2 separate regions of the Homo sapiens genome follow, and region 2 is linked to region 1. A link is a loop called in an ENCODE intact Hi-C map of the cell type or tissue named here. Cell type or tissue: heart right ventricle. All regions are shown on one strand. Each heading gives the region's core, and the rest is flanking DNA. Links, peaks and the distances in the headings are about the cores only.

Region 1 (6,999 bases), core at 1,368-6,367:
ATCCTTATTTGCAGTAAGTCAACCAGAATTGAGCACAACATGGCTTTTCCTTTCAATGGCGCTGAAATAATTTCTTCTGACTCATGCTCTGCACACTGAGCAGTGACAGGACAGTCTGTGATTGTTTGTTTAAGCACTTGTATGTTAGATTATTTAACTGCTTGTTTAATTGTACCTCACTGAGTGTTCTGCTCTCTGTTAAGCCTTGTTATCATTTGAGGCTATTCACCAAATACTTCTCTCTTATTCTAAATGGTTCGAGGAAAATATTTACCTTATTTCCTCAATTTTAAGATGCACTACCCCCACCCCCAACACACATATTTTTACATTTCTGCAACCAGAATATGTTCTAGAGTCAACGTGCACATTTAATGTAGTGTTTCCCTTCAAAAAGAGTGTCTTAGAATGGCTTAGAAGCCTAGAGCTGTGGTAAGTCAAAGATACATAAAACTGTCTCATGTGTTCCAGCCACTAACGCATGATCTTAACTCTTTTTTTGACTTTATTCCTCAGGTGCTTTGGGGGAAAAAAGTACATTTGCATTTCATGAGTTTAGGCCTGAGCTTTTGTAGTTTAGTATCATTGACTCTCCTTCCTCTTTGCTATTTCCTCCCATTGGATCATTATGGTATTATTATTAAAAAGTAAACTATTCCTGGAGACCCTCTCTGCTTTTGAGAACATCTCCCATCTCCCTTCCACTTAGACACACACACTACCTTTTTTATGCCTGGCCATTTGGCTTTAGTCTTAACTTCTTTGCCCCTGAGTCTATGGAGGAGTCTTACATGTTGCCCATTATATCAAAGCTTTGTGGAAGTCAAGGGTGGATTATGTATAAACACAACTTTCTTTGTCTTGGCACTTCCTCATACATTTTCATAAAATGTTAACTGCTGAATTCCATTAGCTCCAAAAAGAGAGTGAGTAGAATGCCAGGTTTGAATGTTAAAGTTCTACGTTAAACTTTCAAAAATCTAAAGCCATCTTCATTATCTACAATCCTTAAAAAATTATCTAATCAAAATGTTTACTGGATGCAAACATTTTCAGTCAGCACATGGAAGTCTGAGAGATAGGTAGATGAAAAATAGGTATATGTTTGTATCTATAAAAGTATGTGAGTATTTTTGCTTAAAATCTAAATAATTATTAGTGTATTCATTTCTACATATACATAAATTGATATGTAATTGTGGATTACATAAAATTGATCCATGTGATTGCGTACATGTATAGAAACATGTAAACTTAGCCATACCTTTATAAACCATACATAATTCATTTAATGACGTGCAATAGAAACTAGGTTAAAATTTGAGCTCTGCCATTGTCTTACTTTGTGAAACTAAGTCACTTAAATGTTCTGACCCTCAGTTTTATCTTTGTAAAATAAGTATGAAACAATAATGCTGCCATACATACCACAGAGGCCTATGTGGAGGATCATTCAAAAAACTTTTTTAACTATAAAATACTTTATAAATATTAATAATGTTTAATGAGATATGTATAAATACCTCAACTTACTCATAAAAAATCCATATTCTTAAAATAGTATATTTTTCAACAATTTAGTATTTCTTTTTTATTTACAGCTGATATGTAACACAAAATAATTGAAACTTTCTTTTTAAAATGAATTGGTTTAAAATATATTAAATATATATTAATCTATAATGTATAAATAATATATAATATATACATAAAATTTATCATATATATTTATTGTATTATATATAGTTGTACATGGTTTTAGATACCATAAATATATAGTATAAATTTATAACAGATGTCAACTTATTTTCAGTGGTCTTATCTTCAGTAGTCTAGTTCAGAAAACCTATAAGAAAAGGAAAAACCTACTTTTAAAAGTTATGTTTATTTTCTAGCTGCTTAGGTTTAGCATACAAACCTATATAAATGTGATTTGTTAAAATAATGGCATAAGTTACATGTAAATTTAAGAAATGAAATCAGTCCTATGCAGATATCTATGGCCAAAGTTATACTGCATGATCAAATACTTGCAAAGACCTATCATAGCCTTGCAAAATTAATCTTAAGTTAAATATAGTCTGTGAGGCACTGCTGCACTGGAGTTTCTGGATGTCAAGGTCACCCTAGAAATGTCCCAGGAGAAGGCTCTGGATATCACTGACTCAGACATTTAGAATCACCCCTTTTAACACTGTGCTTGCTGAGACTTGCAGGTATATTCTCTGTATTATAGCTTGTAAATATAGAGAAGCTTTCTCACAGCAGCCACGCCTATGAGCATCTTCAATGACTTTACCTCAAAATCAACCACATAGAGTCAACTTGGATGAAATCTTTATTGTGAAGCCTCCATTCTCATGTGAAAAATACCTTTTTTGGTGGGGGCGGATAGGGTAAAGAGCCTTATAGTCTTTGTCAACTGCTCTCAGGTAGAATGACTAGACAGGGAAGAGCAACATCCAGTGAAGTACAATTTGGTTTACAGACCCCCAAAAAGTATCACAAAGTAAACTGCTGGATCTTCTTTCACAGTTGCACATGTGTCTGTTCCCACCTCTTCTTAAACTTACTGCTTTCCAGTCAAGCAGCGGAGTGTAATTCCCCTGTACTTGAATCTAGAGCAGCCTTGATAATTGGTTCTTTCTGGTGGTGTGCAGGAAATGCTACCCCCAAAATATGGCACCATGGCATACTAAGTAGTTTCCATTTAAGGAAATTGACAAAATCTGCGGAAGCAGGAAGATCTCTCTGACCTGCTCCTGTCCCCTCTCTTTTGAAGCAGGTCATAGAAACTGAAATTCCCCTCACTCTTCCTTCCATAAAGCAGGACATAAAACATAGGAAGGTCATTCTCTGACCCTTTCTCCCCTGAAGACCTTCCTGTGGCAGGTGTCCTGACCTACACCTGGAGAAAAGAAATGTCACACAGAGAGGTCAAGAAGAGTCTGAATGAAAAAGGCTTTGCTAAAGTCTCACCCCACCTCACCCAGTTTATTGCCATTAGATCACATCCTTTTGTCTTCTAATCATATTTCTATGTGACTGTCCACAGTTTTCCCTGGGTCTTTGGGTCTTCCTCTCTGGAGGCGCCTATGTAACATAAAACTTATATTAAATATATCTGTATGCTTTTCTCTTATTTGTCTTTTGTTATAGGGGTGTCAGCCATGACCCTTGCAATGGGTGAGAAAAGGAATTTTTCCTCCCCTACAGTTCATAGCCAATAAAATGTGTAAGAAGTGATACAGTGTGACAGGTCATAAAAGGTGACATGGCTTTGGCCTTGTTCACCAGGACACTAGCCTTTTGAGCCCTGAGCTGCCATTTAAGAAGTCCAATCCTGGGCGAGGTGGCTCATGCCTGTAATCCCAGCACTTTGGGAGGCCGAGATGAGCAGATCACAAGGTCAGGAGATCGAGACCATCCTGGCTAACATGGTGAAACCCTGTCTCTACTAAAAATACAAAAAATTAGCCGGGCATGGTGGAACGCGCCTGTAGTCCCAGATACTAGGGAGGGTGAGGCAGGAGAATCACTTGAACCTGGGAGGCAGAGGTTGCAGTGAGCCAAGATCGTGCCACTGCACTCCAGCATGGGCGAAAGAGCGAGACTTCATCTCAAAAAAACAAAAACAAAAACAAAAAAAAACAACGAAGACAAAAAGAAGTCCAAATATTCTGAGGCCGCCAAGCTGTGAGAAAGCCTCACCCACAAGGAGGAGCCACACACTCATGGACCTGGCAACAGCCTCAGCTATAGTTCCAGCTGACAACCAACATCACCGTCACACATAACTAAAAATGCCTCTAGGTGATTCCAGCCAATAGCCTTTGCATCTTCCCAGCTCAGGCTGCAGATATCATGGAGCAGAGAGGCAAGCCAAGCCCACTGTGTCCTGTCTGAGTTCCCAACCCAAAGAAATTATAAGCATAATGAAATGATTATTTCATGTCGCTAAGTTTTGGGATAGTTTATTTCATTGCAATAGTAATTGAAATACCTCCTAAGTAAAAAAAAAAAAAAAAAAAAAAAAATCTTTCTTTCACTATCCTCTCACAACACACTTCTGACACCAGATGTGTGGGGATTTCTCCCCACCAGCAAGCAATTGATCAGTTCTGCAGTGGACACCAGCTGGCTGTCCTCCAATTCAATTCTGACACTATCTACTTGGAGATAGCATCAGATCTTGTGGGTTGAGGGCTCAGTCCCCAAAACTGCCCCCTGCCCCGACACACTTTGAATGCCAATTACAAGCCCCAGGATATTTTATTTTACCTATGTGTTTGTGACCAACTGGTTATAAAACTATAAAACAGGGTTCTTTGGGCTTGATTAATTTGCTAGCATGGCTCACAGAACTCAGGGAAACACATTTACTGATTTATTACAAAGATTATTACAAAAAATACAGACGGAGAGATGCATAGGGTGAGGTAAGGGGAAGCGGCCTGGAGCTTCCATGCCATCTCCTGGCCCAACACCCTCCAGGAAACTCCACATGAGCTATCTGGAAGCTCATCCAAACCCTGTTTTTTTAGGTTTTTATAGAGGCTTTGTTACATAAGTATGATTGATTACGTCATTGGCCATTGGTGATCCTCTTTAACCTTCAACCTCTCTTCTCTTCCCAGAGTTGCCAGTGTGGGCTGAAAGTTCCAACCCTCTAATCTGCCTTGGTCTTTCCAGTGACAGTCCTCATCATGAAGCTGCCTAGGGGCTCCCAGCCGTCATTAGCATACAAAAAGACATCAGCTAGAGATTCTAAAGATTTTAGGGGTTGTATGTCAGGAAATGGGAGGAAAACCAAATATATATTTCACAATACATATCACACCTTCCTTCGACTCTAGTTTGGGCTCCTGACTTGCTTTGGTCAACAGAATGAGGAAAAAGTGGCAGTGTGCCAGTTCTGAACCTAGGGCTCAGGAAGACTCGCCTGTTTCTGTTTATGTGTCATGCTCTAGACGTCACAATGAGAACATGCTTAGACTAGCCTGCTAGAGAATAAGGGACATGAGCCATGCTTAAGTCATCCCAGTCATCCCAGTTGAGGACAGCCTAGATCAACCAACAACCAGCCAAAATTCAGACATGGAGCAGAGCCACCTAGCTAATGACTCCAGACAGAGAATAAATGAATGTGTGTTGTCCAATGCTGCTAAGATTTTTGTGGATTTTTAATTAATTAATTACTTTTTAAAAATACAGATTCTTGCTCTGTTGCCAGGCTGGAATGCAGTGGCACAATCATAGCTCACCGCAGCCTCTACCTCCTGGGCTCAAGCGACCCTCTGGTCTTGCCCTCCCAAAGTTCTGGGATTACAGGCGTGAGCCACGGTGCCTGGCCTTGTGGATGTTTTTTAAGCAGCATTACTGCAGCAGATGATAATCAATACACCATTTTAAAAATCCAGAGAAGACATTAATAACACACCCTCCTTTGGTCTCATAGTCCCCTTCAGCTACTGCCTTGTATGTCTACTTTTCTTCACAACAAAACTTCTCAGGTTGATTACCTACTGACAGTTTCTACTCCCTCACCTCCCATTCTTTCTTCAGCCCTAATCACTCTGACTCCTGCTCCCACCACTACTCTGGAATTGCTCTCGTCAAGTCAGCAATGACTCTCATGGTGGCAAATCTGATGATCAAGTTGCTTTGTGATCTCACTGGGCTCTGTAGAAGCGTTCAACATATTTGATAACTCTGTTTGTCCCTTTTTTTCTTTTGGCTTCTGAAATACCTCCAGGTTTTCCTCCTATTTCATTGGTTATTCTTTTTTTTTTTTTTTTTTTTTTAGATGGAGTTTTGCTCGTGTTGCCTAGGCTGTAGTGCAATGGTGTGATCTTGGCTTACCACAACCTCTGCCTCCCAGGTTCAAGCAATTCTCCTGCCTCAGCCTCCTGAGTAGCTAGGACTACAGGCATGCACCACCACGCCCAGCTAATTTTGTATTTTTAGTAGAGACGGGGTTTCTCCACGTTGGTCAAGCTAGTCTTGAACCCCCAACCTCAGGTGATCCACCCACCTTGGCCTCCCAAAGTGCTGAGATTACAGGCATGAGCCACCATGCCCGGCCGGTTATTCTTTTTTTTAAAAAAAATCATTTTTTTTGCATTATAATGAACCTTTGCTCGTTCATTTTTTTTTTTCAAATACTTATTAGGCACCTATTGTGTGTCAAGCATTTTTCTGAATGTTCTGGTCACAGCAGAAAAACAAAACAAAATCCTTGCCCTCATGGGGCTTACATTCTAGTGACAGGAGACCGAAATACACAAATAAACAAGTAAGTGTATATCACATGGTGATACATTCTATAGAGAAAAATCAAGCAGATACAGGGGGATAGATAGTGATGGGGTTCCTATTCTAAATAAGGTGGTCAGTAAAGTCCTCATTGAAAGGGTGACATTTGCACGGACCCCAGAAGAACATAAGGAGTGAGCCATATGTCTTCTGAGGGTGGAGTATCCCAGACAGAAGGAACAGCAACTGCAAAGGCCCTGAGGCAGCAGTGAGAGTAGCAGGTCCCCCTGCCTCTTTTAAATATTTTATTATACTCATTTTCAAATCAATCGCTTGGCTTTTCAAATTGAAAGCTTCACTAAGAAAAAACAAAACAAAACAAGAAAACAAAAAAAAAAACAACAATGAAGCAATCCCTCACAAACGAATGTCTCAATTTAACACAGTTTAGGGTATGAGGAAAGGAAGGCCTTTTATATCTCATCTTGGATCATTTGCTCCAGTGTTCTGGAGCAGACTCTCTGATCTCTACACAAATGCTTACTGCTTATCTTTAAAAAATCTTTTTAAATGGTGACTCAGCTGGGTGCTTTCCAGTCCCTCTTCTCTTTCTGCACTCATGCCTTGGGGGAGCTCATCCATTTCCATAGTTTAAAATACCATCTAGAAGCTGACAATGCTCAAGTTGACAAGACTAGTCAAGACCTTACTGCTGAGCTTACTCAGATTCCAATAACCAACTAG
Region 2 (6,999 bases), core at 937-5,936, 110 kb before region 1:
GGAGAAACATCGCCCATTATCTCTCCATACCACCCCCAAAAATTTTCGCCATCCCAACACTTTACCACTGTTTTGTTTTATTTTATAAATAAATTAATTATTAAGAATATATATTTATTTTATAAATAAATTAATTATTAATATAAGAAGACAGGAATGCCAGGCCTCTGAGCCCAAGCTAAGCCATCATATCCCCTGTGACCTGCACATACACATCCAGATGGCCGGTTCCTGCCTTAACTGATGACATTCCACCACAAAAGAAGTGAAAATGGCCTGTTCCTGCCTTAACTGTGACATTGTCTTGTGAAATTCCTTCTCCTGGCTCATCCTGGCTCAAAAGCTCCCCTACTGAGTACCTTGTGACCCCCACTCCTGCCTGCCAGAGAACAACCCCCCTTTTTCCTTTACCTACCCAAATCCTATAAAATGGCCCCACCCCTATCTCCCTTCGCTGACTCTCTTTTCAGACTCAGCCCGCCTGCACCCAGGTGATTAAAAGCTTTATTGCTCACACAAAGCCTGTTTGGTGGTCTCTTCACATGGACGTGTGTGAAACCAGCTACTTGGGAAGTGGAGGCAGGAGGATCGCTTGTGTCTAGGAGGTCAAAGCTGCACTGAGTTATGACGGCATCACTGCACTCCAGCCTAGGTGACTCAGTGAAACCCAGTTCAAAAAATTATTTTTTTAAAAAAAGAGTGTAGAAAGAGTTCAACAACAAAGGAGTAGCACAGGATATTTGGGTATGCAGGGGGTAAGACAGTGATGGAACTGTTCTATTTCTTGATTGTGATGATGGTTATATTAGTTTGTACATTTGTTAAGACTCATAGAACTATATACCAATAAGAGTGATTTTTGCAGTATGTAAATTTTAAAACAAATTAAGAAAATGTATTGAAAATAAAATCATAGACCGCAATACCATTGTATTAGTTTCCTATGGCTGCTGTGACAAGTAACCACAAACTTGGTGATTTTAAACAACATGAATGTACTTTTCCGTAGTTCTAGAGGCCAGAAGTCCAAGATGAGTCTTACAGAGCTAAAATCAAGGTGTAGACAGGCCCAGGCTCCTCCTGGAGGTTGCCTCCTCCAACTACTGGTGGCCATTGGCATTTCTTGGCTTGTGGCTGCATCACTCCAATCTCTGTTTCCATGGTCATATTAATTTCTCTTCTTTTTTCTGTGTGAATTGTGCCTTTGTCCCCTCTCTTATAATGACACTTAGGATTGCATTAGAGATCAGGTGAATACTCCAAGATAATCTCCTATCTCAAGAATCTTTAATGACTCTAGACAGCCTTTGCCATATAAGGTAATATTCACTGATTCCAGGGATTAGAATGTGGCCATTCGGAGTATGAGGCCATCATTCAGCCTCCCACAACTGTAGTAAATAGGAGAGGTCTACACAGGGAACTTTTCATATACTGATAATGTTCAAATTCTTAAGTGATAAAAACATAGGTGTTCAGCATTTAAGTGGCAGAAAACAAGAAGAAATGGGAGTATTTCTACTGAGTGAGTAGTTTGGAGAAGTTAGAAAATATATGGTAAATTCAAGCTATGATGAATTATCCTAGTTCAATTGTGTTACTATAAAGGAATACCTGAGGCTGAGTAATTTATGAAGAAAAGAGGTTTATTTGGTTCACAGTTCTGCAGGCTGTACAAGAAGAACGGTGCCAGCATCTGCTTGTCACTAAGGCCTCAGGCTGCTTGCACACATGGTAGAAGGTGAAGAGGAGCCTGCATGTACAGAGATTACACAGTGGGAAAGGAAGCAAGAGAGAGGGAAGGGAGGTGCTAGGCTTTTCTTAACAACCAGCTCCCACAGAAACTAAGAGTGAGAATTCACTCATCTCCAGCTCCCATCAGAGGGCATTAATCTATTCATGAGGGATCTGCCACCATGATGCAAACACTTCCCATTAAGCCCGACCTCCAATATTGAAGATCAAATTGAAACATGAGATTTGGAGGGTTCGAACTTCTAAACTATAGCATGACTACACTCAAGTGACTTGAATATGGGATGTGGTGGAGTATATCATGAAAGAGGTTTAAAAGGTTACAGCCAAATAATAGGGCACCTCAAATCTCTTGGTAATAATTTTGGCATCATTCTGGAGGTCTTACAGAGTGATTAAATGTTTTTGAGTCAGTGGGAATCAAACCAATGTGTTAATTCATCGTATAAATACATACAAATTATAATAGCATTTATTATGTGGCAAGAATGGCTTAAGAACTTTAAATATTTTAAATCATTTTATTCTTGTAGCATCCTTAAGAGTAAGCACTATTATTATCATCATTTTACAAATGAGGAAACTGAAGCACAGAAATGTCAAGTGGCTTTCCCAAGGTCATACCGCAAGTAAGTCACAGAATCAGTATTTGGATCTAGGAAGAGAGCCTTCAGAGTCCTTGTTTTAATTATTTGCTCTACCAAGAAGAAAAAGAAGAGAGAAAAAAAGAAAATAAAGAATACAGACAGGCAGGTTAATGAGAGAAAAAGATAAATAATGAAGAACAAAAAGCAAGGAGCAATATTCTGAAGAGTTACAGACATGATGGAATAAACAGCAAGTTGTCAAAAGGAGCTGCAAATGCCCATGTATGCCCTTTCAGGAGCGCTAGACTATCTGCATGAGACAGAGAGTAAATCCTGATGCCATCACTCAAACTAGACCTACAAGTGCCTCGAGTTCTTACAGATCCCCATCTTTCTGGGCAAAACATCCATCCTTCAAATCATTCCACAGGTTAAAGAACAAATGTCAGGTTACACTCTTGAATAGTACAGTCCTATTTTCTCCCATAAATGCCTGCATAGGACGTCTTCTTCATATGGACCCTAAAATATTTCTACAAGTAGTAGACATTTTTTAGAACTGCAATAAAGTAATGTAATAAATGCATTGTTTGAATTTTTTCCTGTTTTATATATGATACCTGAGATTAGAATTGTGTCCCTTTTATATAAAATTGGGCAGTTTTATTTTGTGCCATTTCAAAGGTATTGTTCTATATCACTGTAGTTTCAGATGTTTATTTTTTATTATTTCAAAGTCAAAACATGAAGAAGTAAGATGTATGTTTCTGTATGCCTTTAAAAATGCAAACCTGCAACATTAATGGGAACTTTCCCCAGGACACTTCATTTCAGTTCCAACTGGCTGCTAATTACTTACTCACAGTGGAAGTGTCACACTGCTTTCCTTTCAGCACTTCGTTGGCCAAGTGTCTCTGGCAATAATCTCTCAACACATAAGCACCATTCCCTTTCATCACATTATTTAATCAATAAAGTAATGTCCTCGCACTGGCCAGGCTCAGAGCCATCTTGTCACAAGTGCTAAATAAATGAAACAAACACCAGTCCTGCTTCTACAACCTCTCCATTAATAAACATGAACGGAGACGCCTTTAATACAAAATCCATTCTCTCAAACGTTTAAAACTGCACACACATGCACGTTTGCAAGACTAGAAGAGGAATCATTTATATGATGGTGAGAATAGACCAAGCAGCACTGGGCCAAGTCCCACTCACAAGTGGTGAGATTACGTTATTTCCAACTGGGACAAGTGCCCCTTCCATGCTCTCCCAGGGCTGCTTGTTCCCAAGGGGTGATGTTTCCTCATCCATGTTCTGTCTGTAAGAGGCAAGCACATCATGGCACTCCCTCTGCTGCTCAGTTTACAAAAGAATGATAGGATGCCCCATTTTTCCTTCTCTTTTTGCCAGGGGCCCTGCACTATGGTAGTATTGGGCTTCCAAATATAAAGTTTGGATCCCAATTCATCCTCTCCTATTTCTCAATGGTAATAAAACCAGAGGAGAGAAGGGTGAGTCTTAGCCTTAGTCTAACAGATGCTGGCACACTCTAGGTATGCAATGTTAAAAGGATAAATGACTTATTTATGTAGCATCAGAGTCACCTTCTTTAGAAGCTAGCATTTATTAAGCACTTAATATGTGGCAGGCACTCTTCTAATAGGTAACTTGCTTAATTCTCTCATTTTATACATTGAGAAACTAAGGCTTGGCAAGGATAAGTCAGTTATCCAGAGTCCCAGCAGGTGAGAGCAAAGCTAGGATGTCTTCATTTCTCTGTGAAAAGTTATTTCCAATTGGAGTCCTAGAACTTTCAAGATCCACCTTTTTTTTTCACTGTTTTTATTTATCTGTGCTGCCTGAGGGAATACATTCTTATGACCAACTGGCATTGCTGTCAGTGTTTCAAGAGTAAGCTCGCTATCCCCAAGTTCTCTGGCATTGAAGAATCAGGAACCATGTTTTTATAAATAAAATCACTCTGTAATCATTCCACTTTCTGTGAAAAATCTCACCACACCACAATACTTCCATGGGTTCCCAAAAGGTTCCCTGTGTCCGATTCCTACTCTTTCTGAAATCCCTCTCCTTGCCATCTCACCTCCAGGTGAGTTCTTCCTCATTCCCCCTCTGTCCCAAGCATGGGAGAGCTCCTCTTCCTGCATCACCCAAAGCACCATTAAATAAGGGTGCCATGTAAAACTGACTTGTATTGAGGATTATAGAAGGAAATTAAATTACACCACAGGTCAAAAACTAACTTCAAATGGAATATTCCACACCATAAATATATTCAGCCATTCTTCTACAATAACTCTCTTACCAACCCTCTTCCCCGCTTAGGTCCTGACTGTTATCCATGTCATCTTCCTACTAAGACCCTTTTATTCTGTCTCCTCTACTCTATATACTACTCAAGCCCTAAACAACTCCTTCTTGAGCTTCCAAAAGACAATCATCAAACTCTTGTTACTTGATGATACAGAGCAAATAAAGCACCCTCCCAATGTCTAGGTGAATTTTGGGGCACTTACTTTTCATTCTAAAAAAACAAAAAAAAAAATAAGGTTTTCCTTACAAAAAGAGAAATCCTCTTTTTTAAGGGTGGCCACTTCAAAATGAAGCCACCCATTATGTTTTTCTCACTGCACAATTTTTAGAGTTCTAGAAAGTGAATAGAGCCTTGTCTAAGCAGTCAAAGCTCTCAGCAGTGTGGATAACTGCCCTTACCCTAAAACAATGCTTTATTTAAGATGCCTAGAGGAAGGATATCCTAGTCAAAATATTCTTTTTTAAAAATAAAATAGAAATAGCTCCTCCTGAGCTATTTGACAAGTTAGTGCCACTTAGGGTGAGTGTCACACTCTTGATGTTGTTCAATAAATATTTGCTAAATAAATTGGTGATTGCAGTCACTTCCCAAAGGAAAGAAGACAAAAGGTACAAGTAAAGTAAAATTACTTTATTTTCACTTTAAGAGCAAAAACTTTAATAATTGCCTTGAGTCTGTTTTAGCAGAAATTAGGCACTTGGTTTTCATTAGCAGAGGCATTCAGAGATATTTCTGCTAATGAAAATCTAAAACCAGGCCTTTAAAATGGCTTAGTGATAGTGATGATTCTTAAGAGAGCTCATGAGTTTCCCAGCCCTATGGGACATGTTGATCATTCATTTTATAGGTCAAATGCAAGTGCGTTTATTAATGTATGCTCTGATCTAACCCACATTGCAGGACTAACTTCACAGTGCTTGATCAATGATACCCAAATTAATGGATTCATCAGTGCTGCCTATTGAGACACCCTCGTCATTTATATTGCATTTCTTCCAACTCGTAATTAGGCATGTAATCTGTGCAGTCTCTAAGTGGATTCTTGAAAAGAAACCTACATCAGAAGAAAGTGTGGAGATTTTTATTGTATTGATGACTTTGGCTCATCAGTTGCTCCTGTTCTGTTACATTATTTCTTCTACATCTTGACGGGTACTTTCTTTCTCATGCTAAAGTTCCCCCATTGTTACAAATCCTTCAGTCAAAGATTGTATTCTACATCATGCCTTTCCTTTGTCCATAAAATTTCTGTTCCTACTACTTCATTGAAATATTTATTTCAAAAGTCTTCAATAATCTTCTAACCACAAAATGTAATTCCCTTTCATAGACTCAGTAGCATCTGGTATTGCTAACCATGCACTCTTATTTGAAACCTTTTCACCTGCTGGACTCTAAGACATTACCCTTTCCAGATCCTTTTCCTGTCTCTCTGTTCAGAATTCATCAGTCTCTTTGTAGGATCTCTTTCTACCAGCTTGTTAAACTTTCCTCCAAGTTCTGCCGCCTCGACTTGACAATATACTTGACATATATACTTATGTATATATGACATGACTATATACTCATCTTGACAATATACTCATTCCAATGGCTTCTACAATCACCTCTAGGTACATAATTTCCAAACTTAAGCCCTAATGTAACTACTAAAGAGGAAAGCAAGGGAAGGATGAAATAATATGGTAGAAATAAATCCCCAAACGCCATTAATAAAAGCAAATATTAAAAAACTAAATTCTCCAGTTTAAAAGATCTTCAGTGAAGATAAAATACAAGTTGATTACAAACTCTAAGATTGAATAAACATAGAAATTTGTTTGTATGTGTTTGAAAGAGGAACGCCCAAAACATAAAGACACAGAAGTTTGAAAGTAAAGAAAGAAACAAGATATCTGCCCTCCCACCACCATCAAAAAAAAAAGCTTTTTTCACTACATTAATAGCAGATAAAATGCAATTTAGGGCAAAAAAAAAGCATATTGAAATGAAGAAGGTCATTATATATTAAAAGCATCAAAATTTAGCAGGAATATGTAAAAATGGCAACTTGTATGTACCTAATAATATAGCCTCAAGACATGAAAAGCAAAAATCAGTTGAAATGCAAGGATATATTGATAATGGCAAAATTATAATGAGAGATTTTATCATCTTTCTTAGTAATTGATAAATCAAAAACAAAATATTACTATGCATTGCTTCATATTTTGCATATAAAAATGCATCCACCAATTAAACATACTTTTCTCAAGCCTATGTAGAAAAATTATAAAAAATGATCATCTATTAGAACAAAAAGCAATTCTCAACAAATAT

Evidence for each region. A loop is a pair of places that touch in the nucleus more often than their neighbours do. Peaks named below come from ENCODE experiments on the same cell type or tissue, not always from the same donor. Only the 100,000 strongest peaks of a DNase experiment are listed, where the experiment ranks them.
Region 2: a loop joins it to region 1, with 2.8 times the contacts of the local background. A loop is called at or near these places in 1 of 110 quality-filtered maps.

The regions. Positions count from the first base shown.
Region 1 is chr2:67,446,703-67,453,701 of GRCh38, forward strand. The region is part of intron 2 of LOC107985891 (a long non-coding RNA gene); the gene reads right to left. Among named protein-coding and RNA genes, the nearest start is that of ETAA1, 53 kb to the left of the region's middle. In heart right ventricle, for the core only: a CTCF peak has its summit at 3,709 (motif pointing right); a DNase peak (open chromatin) is centred at 3,814.
Region 2 is chr2:67,337,046-67,344,044 of GRCh38, forward strand. No RefSeq gene overlaps it. Among named protein-coding and RNA genes, the nearest start is that of ETAA1, 57 kb to the right of the region's middle. In heart right ventricle, for the core only: no CTCF peak of the experiment used is centred there; DNase peaks (open chromatin) are centred at 3,346 and 3,555; H3K27me3 peaks cover 459 bases.